2 separate regions of the Mus musculus genome follow, and region 2 is linked to region 1. Evidence: chromatin loops called from intact Hi-C (ENCODE). Cell type or tissue: heart. All regions are shown on one strand. Each heading gives the region's core, and the rest is flanking DNA. Links, peaks and the distances in the headings are about the cores only. Region 1 overlaps Gm31718 (a long non-coding RNA gene). Region 2 overlaps Irf2bp2 (interferon regulatory factor 2 binding protein 2).

Region 1 (8,327 bases), core at 124-8,123:
TCTCACACGAGCTCATCCTTCAGGGGAACCCCAGACCCACAGGAAGGAGCAGGGCAGGCAGAGGCAGAGGTGAGGGAGTGGATCTGTATGGAGAAACAGCCTGGTGCACGTCCATGTGTGTGCCAACCTGTTCCCAAAGGGAAGCTCACAAATACACCTGCCTATCAGACTTTCTCTCCTAGGAAGGCAGACATGTTTACAGAGTACACAACTCACTAAGACCCACTGGAGAGAAGTACAGGAGGCAGGGTAGGTGGAAGTGAAGCCGAAGTCAGGAAGGGCTCTCCAGGGCTCACCTGCTGTGACTATCTGCCTCCTCACCTCCTGGTTGTGGGCAGGAGCTGGACCCAGAGACCCCTCTCCAGATCGCCTCCCTCAGCTTCTCCAAGTACAGGGCTCCTGTGTGGTGGGGGGCTGCCAGTGCCTCCCACCTGATGAGAGAAGGACAGACACTGCCACTGTGCCCCCGTGGGCATCACACTTCTCTTTTATGCTCACCCAATGGCTGGTCTGCTGACCTGCAGATGCTCCAGTCTTGCATGTGAATGTAGCCCTAACTTTGCATAGCCTTCTTCACCAGAAACCTTTGTGTAAGGGCCCAAGTTAACACTGTGCTCTGTGTGCTCCCAGCACAGATCTTCTGCAGATAACCCATGAGCCCATCACATCACAACCAGGATCCCTTACTGCTTTAGGTCCGAGAATATTCTATCTCTCCTTCACGATACTAACAACTCTTGAAATCCATGCTGGGAAATTTCGAGACAGGATATAGATCATTGTAGATTTAAAAATAAACTAAAGAAACTGGTAAGGTAAGCATAAAAGGTGACCTTGGGACATCTGGCCAGATGTGACAATGGGCCTACTAGATGCTTTTCTGAAGCCTCTCAGGCTCCTATGGTGTTCCCACCTAGCCTCACCCTATCCAGTCAAAATTGTAAGTCACATCCACACGGAAGAGAGGAAGGACAACGTCCCTTATACATCACAACAGATTAGACACGCGCATGCCCTTTGCTATTCTTGCGACATCTCTGAGATATACTTTTTTTTTTTTTTCAAAAAAAGAAATTAAAGAAGGCAGCAAATGTGTCTCAGTTGTTCGAGGGGTTGGCTAGCACACACAAAGCTCTGACTTTGATCTCCTCACTTTATAAACCTGAAGCAAGACATTCTCAGCACCGGGGAGTAAAGTCAGAGGCATCAGCAGTCCAAGGCCCCTCTAGGCTGCACAAGACACTGTCTCAAGAAAGATACAGGGGAGAAAAGGAAAAGCAAAAGAGTTTGGAAGAAGAAGGCGAGGCGGTGCAGCTTGGGGTGGTGTGGACTCCTGTGGGCCCTCAAGAAGGTGAATCACTGTAGGGAAGTGGCCAGGGTTGGTTATCCCCAAAGTGGGGGGCAGGGGGGTGGGGACAGAGCCCTATAGGTTCCTCAGACTGAGGTGACAAGCAGCTTGATGATCTGGCCTCTTGTCTACAGAGCAGTCACTTCCCCCACGAAAAACCCCAGTGCCTTCCAGGAACCGCACAGAACGTTCGTTCCTACTTCCCTTTGCCACAAACATTCTGCAGCCCCTGCTTATCTGATTGGATCCACAGGTTCATTTGCAGGCAAATGGGATCCCATTTATGGTGACTTGGCCTTTCCTGCTCTAGACTGGTTAACCCTGGCTTTAACCTGCAGCAACGAGATCCTAGGTGAAGACCTGGAGCAGGGGAAAGCCCAGGCTCCTTGCTTCTGTATGCAACCCTAAAAATGGGTACAAGAAGCCTAAAGGACCAGCGAGCAATCGGGATATTCAGTGTGGCCTTGAGGGAAGGGCTTTTTGGCCCCAGAGACTTCACTCCTCCCCCCATTTTAATATTTATTGAATTGACAATACTAGCTGTATATATGAATGAGACATAACATGTTGCCATACCTGTATACATGGTGTAAAAATTACACCAGGGCAATTGGCCTACATATCACATAAAACATTTATCATTTCTGTGTACAAGAACCCTTGAAAACCTTCCCCTTTCTAAGCTACAATGTATCTCCTTTCTAAGCTACAATGTATCTCCTTTCTAAGCTACAATGTATCTCCTTTCTAAGCTACAATGTATCTCCTTTATAAAACAATGTATCTCCTGATGCATTGTTTTCAACCATAGTGACTGTAGCATGCTACAAAACATTAGAAGTGACTTCTCCCACCTGTTCCCTAGCCTGGTTAACTACCCTCTCCTTCCCCCAGCCCATAATAACAACCATTCTCCTCTCTGTTTCCTTGACACCAACTCGTCAATGGCCACGTGGGAAAGTGTGTGGTATTCCTGACCCTTTCATCTTTTAGACCTGATGGATAACATGCTGTTCTACTAAGAAAGCTACAGCAATACCTCTGAAGCTAGGTAGCTTGAACAACACGTTGAGGAACACGTATCATCTGAGATTAGAAGTCCAGGAGCACACTCTTGGCCGATGCTATTCCTTGCAAAGGCCTCTCTGTGGCTTCCAGAGGAGCACCTGCTCATTGTGTCCCTGTTGGGTGAGGATCCTGTGTGTGCTGGAGGTGGCTCCTGTCCTAGGAGCCCTGTACTGACACCCAAGGACCCTGAGGGCCTGGCCCAGGCTCCCCACCCTCTTGTGTGAATGCCATTCAGGTTTTTGTTCATTGTTGCCTGCCGGACAACCGGGAGTGTTTTCTTTGGAAAGCCCAGCGATCCTGCATGCTGCCCTTCCTCTGTCCCGAACAAGTGTTGTTTAATGGGCGGCCGAGATTGTTTTGGAGATAGGCGTCTTTTCGAAAGAGGAGGAGGCTGTGTGCCTTGGTTACTTTGGCCACCTTCCTTTGTTTTTTTTCTGGAAACTCCTCCTCCCCATGTGTGAAGACCGTAGGTGTCAGGGACCTGAAAAACAAACACTCATTCAGCATGCAAGAACCAGGCCCTGAGAAGCCCTGCAAGGCCTCACATCAGGGTCCTGAGGAGGCCCTGAGAGGGAGAGGGGAAGGCAGCAGAGCCTGGGAAAGTCACACCCTACAGTGTGAACTGAGTTTGCTGACTGTTTTGGGGACCTGCAGACAGGGGCCTGTGAATTCCAAACACAGTACACAGGCCTTTGGCTTTCCCTCAGGCCCCTTCCTTCCTGTCCCTCAGCCTGACCCTCCCCTCCTGGCAGGCCCTTCCTGTTTCGGGGAAGTTCAGCTTGTGGTGGAAGAATGGCCATTGTTCCTCCCTCCTCCTGGTCCCCTGCTCACATCCGGTCCCTGGTCTCTAAGTTCCCCTTCAGAACAGCCCAGACTTTCCTTCTCAAGAAACCTGTGAGACGAGGGCATTTCCTCCCTGGCTACCCCGGTTCCCACCCTCTGTTTCCAGTAGCCTTCAGGCCTGCCAGACCATCAGGCTCCCTGCTTTTCTGTGACCCGAGGCCCACACCTGTGACTTAACAGCTCAGTGTCTCTTTCCTCACATTCTACCTGTCCCAAGACATATTTACCCTAGGACCTCATGTGAAAAGGCAAAGGGCGAGTTCTGTCACCCATGCCCTCACCCTTTCAGGCAGGCATCAATCACCCGGTTGACAGGTGGCAAGTGCCTCATCTGCAGGCTGGCAGCTCTCTACCATGACATCATGGCCAAGTGAGCTCTGGGGCCTTTCCTACTGGGTGCCTTCTCTGTCTGCTACTTGATTCCCACTGCTCTTGTCTGGGAGAAACCTTTCTTTTGTCTCCTTACACTAGGGACAGACCCAGGTTCCCCCATCCTACTGCATGATGAATTCTTGGTCCTCTCCATATTTGCTGCTCAGCCTTCACCCTACTTTCTATGACTGACCATGCACACACAGCTCACAAAGAGCCAGGGTCCTCTCCAGTGTGTTCAGAGCTACTGTCATCCCGGGAGATACCGCTGACCCCCTCCCCATTCCTCAGTGTATTCAGAAATAGTCCCCTGAGCAGCTCATTTAGGAGACATTCACCCATGGATTTGTGTGAGCCCCTTTACATGTTGGGGCCTAGTTAACACCATCAACCCAAGGCAGGATGACCTTGGAAGAGCAAAGAGACAAGGCAGGAGTCATAGTGGGTATTCTGAAACTGTCCCCTTTAACCTCTAGAGACAAGATGTATCTGTGGCAGATTAGTGACTCCCCTCTGCTATTAAGGTACACATATATGTCACCTCTGCACCCACAGAGGCCAAGATGGGTCCCTGAGGTCTACATTCAGCCTTATTCCCCGTCCTGTGGATGCTGAAATAATCTAAGATAACACAAATCAAGGATTATAGCAGACTCTGCTACACCATTAAACTTCACTAATACACACACACACACACACACAGAGAGAGAGAGAGAGAGAGAGAGAGAGAGAGAGAGAGAGAGAGAGAGAGAGAGAGAGAGAGCAACTTTCCCTCTGGCCAAGATCTAACCAAATCATTATCTCTTCAGGCTGCAGTGAAGATTAAGTCAAAAGCCCTGTTGACTGTACATGCAGTAGCTGGCAGGTGCTCACAGGGAGCAGCCTGGCTGATCCTCGTCATTTGTCCTCCATGTCATGACAGTCCACACCAACGTGAGGGCTAAACACAGTCACTCTAAAGTTCCAAAGTGTCCCATGGCTATTATTAGGCTGTGACAGGCAGCAGAGCCAGGAGAAGTGACCTGGCTCAGAGGACCACAACCTCTGAACGAATGTCATCATCTCCCCAAGTTCCTGAATCCATTGCCACTAGGTTGGGACATTCTCTTCAAGGGCCAGCTCCAAAGCTGGGTTGTAGGAAGTTGTGCAATCGGTGAGGTTCGCTGGCAAGGGATGACTTTCATCTTTTACACATTGACCCTCATGTTCCTGGAAGCTAAACGGGATGAACGTTTTGTTCTTCCCCCAAACACCCCGCCCCTTCTGTCCTCTGTCCTTCAACCAAACCATGTGTGTGTGGCACCCACAGTTCTCAAGAGACCTGGCCAGAACCCCAATTGGCACTCACATGCCCCCTAGAGCATGCACACATACAGCTCCAGAGCTTTTTTCTTTTAAATCCTTACAGCTGACCATTCCCTGTCAGATCCATAGAAGCCAGAGTATAGGGACCAAGTTGCAGGTCATAAAAGGCATTGGCTGGACTACTCATTTCTCAGGGACAAAGGAACCAGTACCCTCTCAGAGGCCATGGTCCAAGGCAGGGAGAGAATGAGGAGCCATCCTTCCATTACCTTTAGGAGATGGTGATGAGCAGCTAGAGACACTTTTGTTTAGGTCATAGGCAAAGTGGTCTGGGTACATACAAACCTGCACCAGATGTAGTGTTCACAGGACTGTGGTGGGATGCCAATAACAGCCCGAGGTTGGTACTTGGCAAACATGGGTGAGTAGACGAGGGGAAGTCTGGGGAGCAACTCTGTAATGATGGCCGCTCACACTGTTGTGGCTGGTGGCTTCCTCAGTAAAACGTATTTGAGCAAATGGAGCTGCACTTTCTCCAAAATGGTCCCACATTGTCCCCTCTAGTCATTCCCCTTTAGCTTGGGACCTTTATTAGCTTAGCTTTCTGTCCCCAAATGAGAAACTATCCTGATTTTCTTCCTTCCTTCCTTCCTTCCTTCCTTCCTTCCTTCCTTCCTTCCTTTCTTCCTTCCTTCCTTCCTTCCTTTCCTTCTTCCTTTCTTTCTTTCCTTTTTTTTTTTTTTTTGGCTCTGTTATCCCTACACCCACTTGTCAAGCCTCTGACGATAAACTTCATCAAAACAGTACGCATGTATTACAACCTCTGTCCTAGAAAAAAGACATTCACTGGGGCCTATGTGTGTTTGCAGAATGGTTTCCAAATTTGACCTGTGTCCCCAGAGCTGAGATCACCAGAGAGAGCTGTTACTACATCTCTGTCTTCCCCCAGGCAACGCACAGAGGCCAGAACGCCATGTGCTGAGAGCCATGCCATCCTCCAACTCCTTTTGCCCTTGGGATCAATGGTCCCCAAAAGTGTGTGGTGGTTGGACACCAGAAATACAGTGTCCATGAGAGAGAAAATGAAGCTGGGGAAGGTCACTGCTGAGATCTGCCCCTAGTCCCTGTCCACAAAACCCTTTCCCCGTTGGAAGGCATTCCTCTGTCCAGAGACTGGTTCTGTAACTTTGTTGCAGTCAATCTCCAAGGCAGGAAGGACTCCTTTAGTGTGTTCTTTGTTTTTCTGCCATACCTGTACCATTTACCAACCTAAGGTGGCTTACCAGGCCTTATTCAATTTTCTAGTCTACCTTTGTATGAGTCGATTTTCTATTGTTATAACAAAAATACCGATGCCAGGGTACTTTATTTAAAAAAAAAATGTTTATTTCACACAATGTTGTTCAAGAGCATAGTGTCAGCTCTGGAAAAGGCTCCCTGAGCATGCCAGATCACAGAAGATGACATCAAGGGAAAATCACATGGAAAGACAGAAAGAAATGGGAGAGGGACCAGTCTTTCTCCTTTATTAAAAATCATCTCTCAAGAACCAAGAAGGTTATCAGGAGAACTACACTAATATCTCTCTCAGGCAAGACCACCGCTGACCACTCATCTCCCATTAGGTCTGGTCTGCAGGCTTGGGCAGTGAGTAAGTCTGGGGTGTGGGAGAGTATTGGAAGAGCTGTGGAGTCAGGCAGGGACTGGGTGAAATGATTAATCTCCATTGAAGAGCAAACTTCTAAAGCATGAACTTGTGTGGGCACACTCTGGCCATCATCCAATCCAAACACCCACCATTGTTGGCTTCTCTGTCCACTCTCAGCAAACCACCAGAATGTTCACATTCTCTTTATTCCCTAGCCAGCACCCCTCAAGGGCTCATCACCCCAGACTCAGACTCAGACTCAACCTCTTCCTCTCATCCTTCTCCTCCTTCTCCTCCTCCTCCTTCTTCTTCTCCTCCTCCTCCTCCTTCTCCTCCTCCTCCTTCTCCTCCTTTTCCTCCTCCTCCTTCTTCTCCTCCTCCTTCCCCCCTTCTCCTCCTCTTTTCTTCCCCCTTCTCCTCCTCCTTTTTCTTCCCCTCCTTCTCCTCCTCCTCCTTCTCCTCCTTCTTCTCCTCCTTCTCCTCCTCCTTCTCCTCCTCCTCCTTCTCCTCCTCCTCCTTCTCCTCCTTCTCCTCTTCCTCCTTCTCCTCCTCCTTCTTCTCCTCCTTCTCCTCCTCCTTCTCCTCCTTCTCCTTCTTCTCCTTCTCCTTCTTCTCCTTCTTCTCCTCCTCCTTCTTCTCCTCCTTCTCCTCCTCCTTCTCCTCCTCCTTCTTCTCCTTCTTCTCCTTCTCCTTCTTCTCCTTCTTCTCCTTCTTCTCCTCCTCCTTCCCCCCTTCTCCTCCTCTTTTCTTCCCCCTTCTCCTCCTCCTTTTTCTTCCCCTCCTTCTCCTCCTCCTCCTTCTCCTCCTTCTTCTCCTCCTTCTTCTCCTCCTTCTTCTCCTCCTCCTTCTCCTCCTCCTCCTTCTCCTCCTTCTCCTCTTCCTCCTTCTCCTCCTCCTTCTTCTCCTCCTTCTCCTCCTCCTTCTCCTCTTCCACCTTCTCCTCCTCCTCCTTCTCCTCCTTCTCCTTCTTCTCCTCCTCCTTCTTCTCCTCCTTCTCCTCCTCCTTCTCCTCCTCCTTCTTCTCCTCCTTCTCCTCTTCCTCCTCCTTCTCCTTCATCATCATCATCATCATCATTCTCTCTCCTCTTCCCTGGGCCCACCTTGCTGCGTGTCAGAGTTGGGAGAGATGCTGGCATCCTCTGAGCCCTCCTGATCCACAGGCAGCTCAGGTTGAGAGATGCTCACAGCTAGAAGATCACTTGGCACCTGCTAGTGAAGCTCACTGTGAGTCACACCAGGTCTGGGCAACCAAAATGACCAAGAATGCATTCCTGCCCTGCAGCAGCTCAGGAAAAATGTAGGCAGTGAAAAAAAATGGGCCAAATCCATCCGGTCGGCATCTGTTTTTGTACACAAAGTTTCACTGAAATACAGCCATGCCATTCACCCGTGGCTATGTAACCACACAGAGAACACACTGAACAGTTGGGACCAGACATATGAGATGCAAATCAGAAAACATTTACTACATGGTTTTATGCAAAAACCATCTGCCTGCTTCAATGCGATTACGAAACACCAAAAGACGGACCCTTGTCCTATGTCCCAGGTATTGCCGCACATGCTTCTCAACAGACAAACTCTCTCAGGCCCAGATGTGCTTGGAGCCAGGTTCTCTAGAGGATAAACAGAGAGACAGCAGAACTGGGGGTAGGAGGTGGGAGACCAGGGAACTCAGTCAGTGGAGAGTTTGCTTAGCATGCTAGAAGCTGGGTTCTGTCCCCATTACTGCATAAACCAGAT
Region 2 (8,327 bases), core at 23-8,022, 220 kb before region 1:
CCCTAGTCTTCTGAAAGGGCAGCCTCTTTGCTGTTGTGCCTTCACTCCATTCCCCAGACCCACACTTTAGAGGGTCATCCATCTGCCAAGTTTGAGACTAAGCTTCAGAGGACATGGGCAGAACCTGGAAGAAGGACCCTGAAGCATCTGAGATATTCTACACGAGGCACGGTAGTGGCTCCACCAGGTAAGTCTCCAACATGTTGTCTTCTTCCTACTTATTTGAGACAGGGTCTCATGTAGCCCAGGCTGGTCTGGAACTAGCCATATTGCTGAGGGTGACCTTGAACTTCTGATCCTCCCAAGAACCAGGATTACAGGTGCGTGCCACCATGCCTAGTTGTTGAATATGTGTCCCTCCCGAACAAGGATGTGCTGACTGATTGGATAATTATGATAAAACCCTGATCAGGTCACTTCCAGGCTTATGGCCCAAGCAATGGGAAGGCGACCTCGACTTGCATGAAGATTGGGAAAACAGAGGTAATGAGACAGGCATGAGAACAGGAGCTTGATTTTGGATCTATCTAGCACAATGGGTTTAAAAAAAACCAACTGGACAGCTCACTGAATTTGGTGAGCAAGCCGCTTGGCACAGCCTGGCTGGTACCTAAAGGGGAAGTTGAATCTAGAGATGTTTTGTAGGAAGTCTGTATGCAAATATGGTTCGAACACTTGATACTGGATGAAACAACCAGAGAGAAATGTGGGCAGAAAGGAGTGAAACCAGGATGGGAAGGCAGCCAGATAGGTAGCAGGGTAGCAGTCATTTCTGCAAACAAACCGAAGACACTTTCTCTTTGCACCTACCTGATCTAGTCATAAGGGACATATCTCAAGTCACTAAGCGTTAAGCATCATGGAATGTGTACTACTTAACTTTGTCTGTTAATCCCTCTATAAGACCAAGAGGTAAGCCATCCCATCCCTAACCAGTTTCTCAGAAGACTAAACACAAAAGTTTAGAGAGGGAGGTACCATTTAAGTTTAAGCCATCAGACCCTAGCCCATATTCTTTGTGTGTGTGTGTGTGTAAAACATGGGTACGCATATATGTGTGCATATGTATATGTGTGTATATGTATATGTGTGTATAGGTATATGTGTGCATAAGTATATGTGTGTGCGTATGTATATGTGTGCATATGTGTGCATAGGTATATGTGTGCATATGTATACGAAAGTTCACTTGTCCCTGTCTATGTGTGTGGAATCAAAAGGTCAATGTTCTGTGCCCTCTATTGCTCTCCACATTACTTTTGAGTCAAGATCTCTCCCCGAACATGAAGTGCAATGATTAGCTAGGATGGTTGGCCAATGAGCCTGCCTCTCAGTACAGAGTTTCAAGCCTTTTTGCAGAGGTTACACTGCGTACCCAGCTCTTTGCATGGGCACTCTTGAGATCCAAACCTGGGTCTTCATACTTTCACGGCAAACACTTTAACAACTGAGTCACGCCTCCCAGTCCCCGTTCCTTACCAGGAGGCACATGCATACAGGGAAACCCAGGGAAACCAATCAGTGAAGACACGAATCACAGTGGGCAGGTGGGGGTCTGGTGGAAGCTTTCTCTCCAGTCACCATTCTTACACGTGCCATCTCTTTCCTACTGCAATGTCTGGGATTCCTCTGGGCCTTGGAGAGTCCCAACCTCACCCCAATGGTCCACAACCTCAGCAGACACCACAAGAGAAACCCCCTGGGGCTAACTGGATGGCTTGGTTTGCTGCTCACCCCTTGACTAAGTTCCTTCTCAAGCTACAAAGTTGTGGTTGACCAACTCTTCATGGCTTCCATGGCTTTTACTTTTTATTTATTATTTATTTATTTTTATTTTTTTGGATCCACTGGCTCTAGGGCACAGATATATGGTTCATCAGAAAATAAAATGAAATTTTACACATAGAACATCTCCATTGAAGTTAACCTAATGAAGGAGTTCTTTAATTCCTGCCCCCTCCATTTATTTTTTTTTGTTAATGCTTTTAGAAAATATATTTAAAATCCTCCACCCCCCACAACCACACAAATGCAGTCCTTGCTTCCAAAGTCACAGGTGGGTCAATGTCAAGCTGCTTTGTGGGCCTAATGATATGCTCAAGAGACTGTCCATGAATACCTCTGAACGGATTATTTTTAGAAAGTATTCACCTCTTCTATTTGCAGATCGTATTTTTATTTTATTTCCAATGGCGCCATTTATTCTCTAAGGTCACTGATGAAATAAGAAAGCCTGCACAGGGTAGAGTATTGATACCCAATGAAAATCAGCCTTTGGTCCCCAGCAGGAGGTGCCCTGTAGAACCCTGCTCTCCAGGAGTGAGCACAGCAGGGGGCGCCCTGCTCTCCAGTGTTTCAGAGGGACTCCTTGTTACCCACGTTCACATAATAACGGAAAATATTTATTTGGTGTAACCCAGCAAGCACCCTGTTGCCACACACCTAGTGCCTTTTCAGATCAGAACCCTGTCACAGAGACTGCCTGATTCTTAGCTCCTCTATGGGGTGAATACTCGTTGTTTTGTTGTTTTAATCATTAAGACAACTAAGTGTACATGATGCCATGAGATGCTCATAGTCTAGGAAGATTCCCCAGCCCTGTGTGTGGCAACTGCTGTGTGAAGCATAGGCAGAGAGGTGCGTTCCTAATGGAACTTAAAACTTCAGGTCTCAGCACAGAACTCTCTTGTGTCTCCATGAGAACAGCCTCTGGCTGTAGACACACAGCCACAGGGAAAGAACAGGAACTTTCTCTCAGAAGTTTGAACCAGGAAGCCTTGTGTGCTCAGTGTGCCTTTGATTTCCATCACAATTGCCTCTCAAGGTGCGAGCCAAGTCTCCAGGCAGGTTGTGAGTAGGATTCTAGACACACAAACCTCTTCAGTGTCCCATCCATGTGCTGCAATCGCTGTTGAAGCAATGGCAAGCTGTCACTAAGGCCTGAATGAGGGAGGTCCCTATCTCCCCAGGATAGGCACAATCTGCTCCAAGACTGCTGAGAGAGAAATGTCATCACACACACACACACACACACACACACACACACACACACACACAAACACACACACACACACACACTGTATTCCTTCTGAGACAGGAATGCGCTATGTAGGGCAGGTTGGTCTTGAACTTAAGACCCTTCTGCCTCCACAGTGCTGGGATTCCAGGCATTAGCCACCACACTCGACAGAGAATTAAAAAAAAATAAATAAATAAAATAACACGGAGCTTATTTTTGTTTCTCTCTCCCCCCAACCCCCACCCCAGTACTGCAGAGCGTTAAACTGAATAATTCAGAAAAATGTGAAGTTAACTGGGTAGCACCTTAAACGCGCTCTCTGGCCTTAAATTGTTTCTACATTATTTATGCCCGACTGGACAGCCAGCTGATCGAGCGCCTGATCAGACTTGGGAGCTCCCGCGTGGACTGTGTCCTGAGGATTGCTTCCCAATTGCACTTTGAACATGGTCCAGCATGGGTATGCTCTCTGCTCACACGGACGTCCTTTTGACACGTATGTTTACAGCATCAGCATGAAACATTTGGCTTATTATAGCTACAGCCCTAACCCCCCTCGCCCCCCACCCCCACCCTCACCCCCGGAATGATGGTTTCCAAAAACGGAGTGACATTTGGGCAGCTTTTGTCCGGAGGCTTCTGTAAACTTCACAAATCCCCCTCCTTCCCCCAACCTCCCCCCCTCCCCCAGCACACGCTGGCGACTAAAGCAGCCGCGTGTGACCCTCGGGGCCCCAGGCGCCAGCGCCCCCCCCTCGCCAGACAAGCCTTTGACTTTATTTGGTGCAGCACGCGCAGCTCCAGCCTGCGCGCGCATTCCTGCGGGCGCCAACTCACGCGCGGGACGCTAATTTTAGCGCCGCAGCTGGCGCGGGGCGCCGCCCGTGCAGTGGGGCGGGACGCACGGGACGGAGAGGGGACTGCCTAGTGGGGAAGCGGTCCGTGGATTGGGGCGAGGACCGCGGAGTGGGGCGGGGCGTGGGGGTACAGAGTGGAGCTGAGAGCGCGTGGGACGTGGTGGAGGCTCGTGGAGCAGGAACAGAGTAGGACAGGGTAGGGCGCGCGCGCAGTGGGCACACCGGAGCCTCCACGTGCCTATCTGCGGTCATGTATGAGAGGGAGTGGAAGCCCCCTCCACGAGGCGAGTTCAATTCCATGTGTTCCTCGTGGGCCTGACTCACTTCTTTCTGTAAAAGCGACTGGGGTTGGCTGGACCGGAGGCTTCTTTTTAAAACACTCCTTGCTCCCAAACTGCCACGCAAAGTTAAAAGGGGAAAAGGAAGAGCCCCAGCCTGACCCCGCCCGATGCAACCCGGGCTCCGCGATTGTGCGCAGATGCAACAGGACGCAGCCGCTTTGATGCTCAGCCAAAGCATGGCCCTTGTGTGCGCTGCACAATGCATGCATTGTGCGCATGCCCGTCTTGAGTTCCTGGGTCAGAAGGCTGCTGTGGCTCGGTTTATAAATTCTAGGACACTCCATTCTCTCGTGTGTGGAGTTAGCCTCTACTCTTATTTCCCACACTCATGGTAGGTAGGGGAGCCTCTGTGGACCAACCTGTCCACTGTGCCCTTGGCCAAGAAAAGGGTTCTACCCAGTGGCTTTGACCCTAACCTCACAAGTGGCTGTAGCTTGAGGTGCCTGCTTGGGGTTGTTAAAAGAATGGTACAGACACCCATATGGTGCTTATTAGAACAGTCCCTAACGACTGTGACCTGCCTGTGAAATTCTGATTTCAGTTGTATATGGGGTACAATAAATCTTTATCTTTTATCGCCCAAAACGGCTAATTGAATTGCTGTTGGCAGCACAAATAACAAAATGGGGTAACAGCCTGGGTGGAACGCTCCCTCAACCCCCAGCAACTCCCAGCAACCTTTTCCCAGTAGCAACTCAATCCAAGATGGATGGCTATAAGGTTATAACTCAGGTGGATCCCAATAGCCCTTCCTGTGTTCTGCAGATCTCTTGATAGCATACTTAAAAATTATAAGAGAACATAACTTGTGTCTCATTTAAAAAAGAAACAACAAAAGCTGGGAGGTGGTCGTGCACACCTTTAATCCCAGCACGTGGGAGGCACAGGCTGGATCTCCAGGAGTTCGAGGACAGTCTTTCCTACAATAGAGTTCCAGGGCAGCAAGGGCTACAGAAAACAAAACCAACCAACATTAAAATAAATGGAGGCCCTTAGCTGTGCTGAAAATGCTGTTTCTGTTTTGTTTTCCTGGAGACACCGCCACCACACACACACACACACACACACAGTTCGGAAGACGCTGTGCTGCGGCAGGAAAGATGTTTACTAAGTGGCAGAGAAATCTGCAGTGACCTAAATATCTGTCTTGCCTCCACGCTCATCCAGCAAAGCTTGACTCATCTGTGCCCCGTCCCCGTTCCCCTGGTGAGCATCTGAACTGCTAATGATACTGATGACTTCCTTAGAATCACTAATTGCTAAGTAAGAGTGGTTAAGATCTCCAGATTATGTAACAAGTTATTCTGCACAAAATGTACACTATATTTAGAAATATTCAAATGTGGTGGTGTCACCCTACACAGGATGTGTTAGCTCACCGTGCAGGGTGCACTGCGTATTTTACCAGCCCAGTTCTACAGCCCCATTCAAAGGCCAGCCAGTACCTGATGCTCTCTGAATTCTCACTGGGAATCCTGTCATCTTGGTCTCTGGATCTAACCTATCTTAGAGGAGTTTCTAATGTTTTGGGGGTAAATCAAAGGATGTTTTTTGATTTTTGAGCCAGTGTACATTATAGAGGGCCAGCCTCTTACTTTCCCCCAGACACATTTAAGGTGTTGTCATAGAAAAAACTTACACCATGCCAACAGTCATTCTACTGGCTTTTTCATTAAAAATAAAAGGTCACTTTTTTTTTTTTTTTTTTTTTTTAAACCAGGTGTGGTATCAAGTGCCTTTAGTCCCAGAATTCAGGAAGCTGGAGGCAGCAGACCACTTCTGAGTTGAGGCCAGCCTGGTCTACAAAGCAGGTTCCAGGCTATGTGCAATGAGACTGTCTCACAAACAAACAACAAAAAAACCCAAATAGTCGTTATGATACCATGTCCAAATAATTAAAAAGTTACGTCTCTATGGTACTTTCCCCCTAAAATACCTTTCTCGTTGCATGGAATGTTTTATATTGAAGTCCAACCAAGAGGGTACCATGTTGTGATTTAAACACACCAGACATACAAACCCTACAAACACAATTTTGTAATTTTTTAAAAAGAGCTGTAATACTTTTGAAATAAATCAAAGGTAAGTGGTGTCAAATACACCTGGCATGGGGGCAGGTGACACTGCTGAGTTAGACCGGCTGAGGTGTTTCAGTCCTGGGAACTGAACCCAAGGCCTCATGCATGTTAGGCAAGCATTCCGCCTCGGATGTACTACTGTGCAGTCGTAATAATGATCACCAGGGGTAGTGTGATACCCCTGGTCAGTACTTAGCTGGGAACTCAGACATATCCAGCGCTAATCCATACACCCAATCATCTCCAACTTCCAGTCTCTTCTTACATAATCTATAAGCTACACAGTTGTGTGTTGTGTGTGTGTGTGTGCCTTCACCAGAAGGGCATTCTGGTGAAGACGCAGGCTGCCCCCAGAAAACAGGAAGGAGGGACCAGCATGACTGATAGTCTGGGAACTTTGCATTTCTGTGTCTACAGCCTACTTAATTCTGGTAGTACGGGTCTAAGCAGAAGCCCTCAAGGAGTTAAAACTCAGGCTGCATCTAGAACCCTAGGAGATGAAATAAGTATGATTGCATTCACTGTCTGTGACCAAAGAGAAACATGTCTTCTAGCCTCCTATGAACAGAAGGCAGGCAGATGAGGGTGACCCCAGACCAATGGTAGCCTGCCCAAACATTCTGCTAGAAGATTCCATACGTAATCAGGAAGGTGGGCATTTCACTCATCAAACAAGATGATCTATAAGTCACGTGGAGCAGTGGAAGACTTGTCTCAAAACTAGGATTCCCCAATTTTTTTAACCCTTTCCTCCCCACAACAAGAACCTAGTCTACTTAACTTTATCTTTGCAAGGCACTTAAAGATTTTTTTTTAAAGCGACTTCTGGAAGAGTTATTGTGTCACCAAAATTAAATAAATAAATAAATAAATCTAGCATTTCCAAGAAACCCAAAGCTAAGTTTAGCCTATTTCTTGTTATTAAATGAAAAAGTCATTTATTGCTGATGAAAAAACTAAATATATATGGGATAGCCTCCCCATACAAGTCACAGGACCACCCCTCCTCCCAAAGATGCTGTTGATGTCATCTTAATACATACTGTATATTTCTAGCCTTGAACTCTTCCAAAATTTCACAGCTCACTATCCCAGGAGCCTTCCCTACCACAGGCCAAGAGATCAAGAAAAAAGTGTACCCTGCAGGAATCCCCTGCTATGTGGTGACAACTGCCAGTTAGACAGTGGGGATTCACACCTAAGTAAGCCCCCTCCGGTGGCTCTACTACACCTCACTCCACAGCTTTCCCAAATGTAGACCCCACTCCCACCAAGAGAGTACTTGTCTATGGCCCAAGATGTCGACTATCACAAAACTTTTCAAAGAGCAGATTCAGGACAGGACAGGCACCTCAGTGTCCCGGCGGCCATCTGCTCTTTCCAACCCAATTCTTGCAGAGTGGCTCTGCTACCAGCTTGCAAAGCAAACAAGTACTTCCCAGATGACCTCTGCTCTGATCCTATCTGTGCCCCTCCCCATCTGCCCTTCCCCCCTTGACTACAAGTCTCCTATCTCACTTGTCCTGAAAACCCCAACCCCATACATACACCCTTCAGTCTAGCGATCGCCACAACAGCCGCCCTGAGTTTGATTTTTTAAAAAAAATTTTTTTTTAAAAAAAAGGTCTTGGAAAACATTCAGTGCTCCCAATTTTATTTTTATTTAATGCTAAAAGAAAAAAAAAGTACTGTAAATCTGACAAATGACAGAATGCAGGTGATATCTCCATAGCGTGGGTTTAAAATATACCGTTGATAGCTCAGATTACACTTATTTCAGTAGACATTGAGTTTCATCAGATATAGAAAAATTATCACCTTCGACTTAAAAAAAAAATAAAGCAAAGTTTGAAAGGTGGCACACTTTCAAAACACCTGGTGGCCAGGGAAAGGTATATAGAAAAGCTGTAAACCACGTGTATGTTCTCATTAACTCCAGAGTGAGGCCACATGAAAGACACTAACTCTATCTGTTAAATTCTATAAACTGTTAAAAGAAAAAAAAACAAAAACCTGACCGACCACCCCATCC

What was found. A loop is a pair of places that touch in the nucleus more often than their neighbours do. Peaks named below come from ENCODE experiments on the same cell type or tissue, not always from the same donor. Only the 100,000 strongest peaks of a DNase experiment are listed, where the experiment ranks them.
Region 2: it touches region 1 in a loop (5-fold over the local background); 5 of 42 quality-filtered maps call a loop at or near these places.

Annotation. Positions count from the first base shown.
Region 1 is chr8:126,802,817-126,811,143 of GRCm38, forward strand. It overlaps Gm31718 (a long non-coding RNA gene), which reads right to left. Exons shown (of 8, transcript XR_879375.3): 8 at 1,891-2,897. Among named protein-coding and RNA genes, the nearest start is that of A630001O12Rik, 42 kb to the right of the region's middle. In heart, for the core only: a CTCF peak has its summit at 4,983; DNase peaks (open chromatin) are centred at 1,525, 2,765, 3,175, 4,755 and 1 weaker place; H3K27ac peaks cover 3,471 bases.
Region 2 is chr8:126,580,364-126,588,690 of GRCm38, forward strand. It overlaps Irf2bp2 (interferon regulatory factor 2 binding protein 2), which reads right to left. Exons shown (of 2, transcript NM_001164598.2): 2 at 7,933-8,327. Among named protein-coding and RNA genes, the nearest start is that of Irf2bp2, 9.5 kb to the right of the region's middle. In heart, for the core only: a CTCF peak has its summit at 2,312 (motif pointing right); DNase peaks (open chromatin) are centred at 2,338, 3,448, 3,938, 4,358 and 5 weaker places; H3K4me3 peaks cover 2,596 bases; H3K27ac peaks cover 4,842 bases.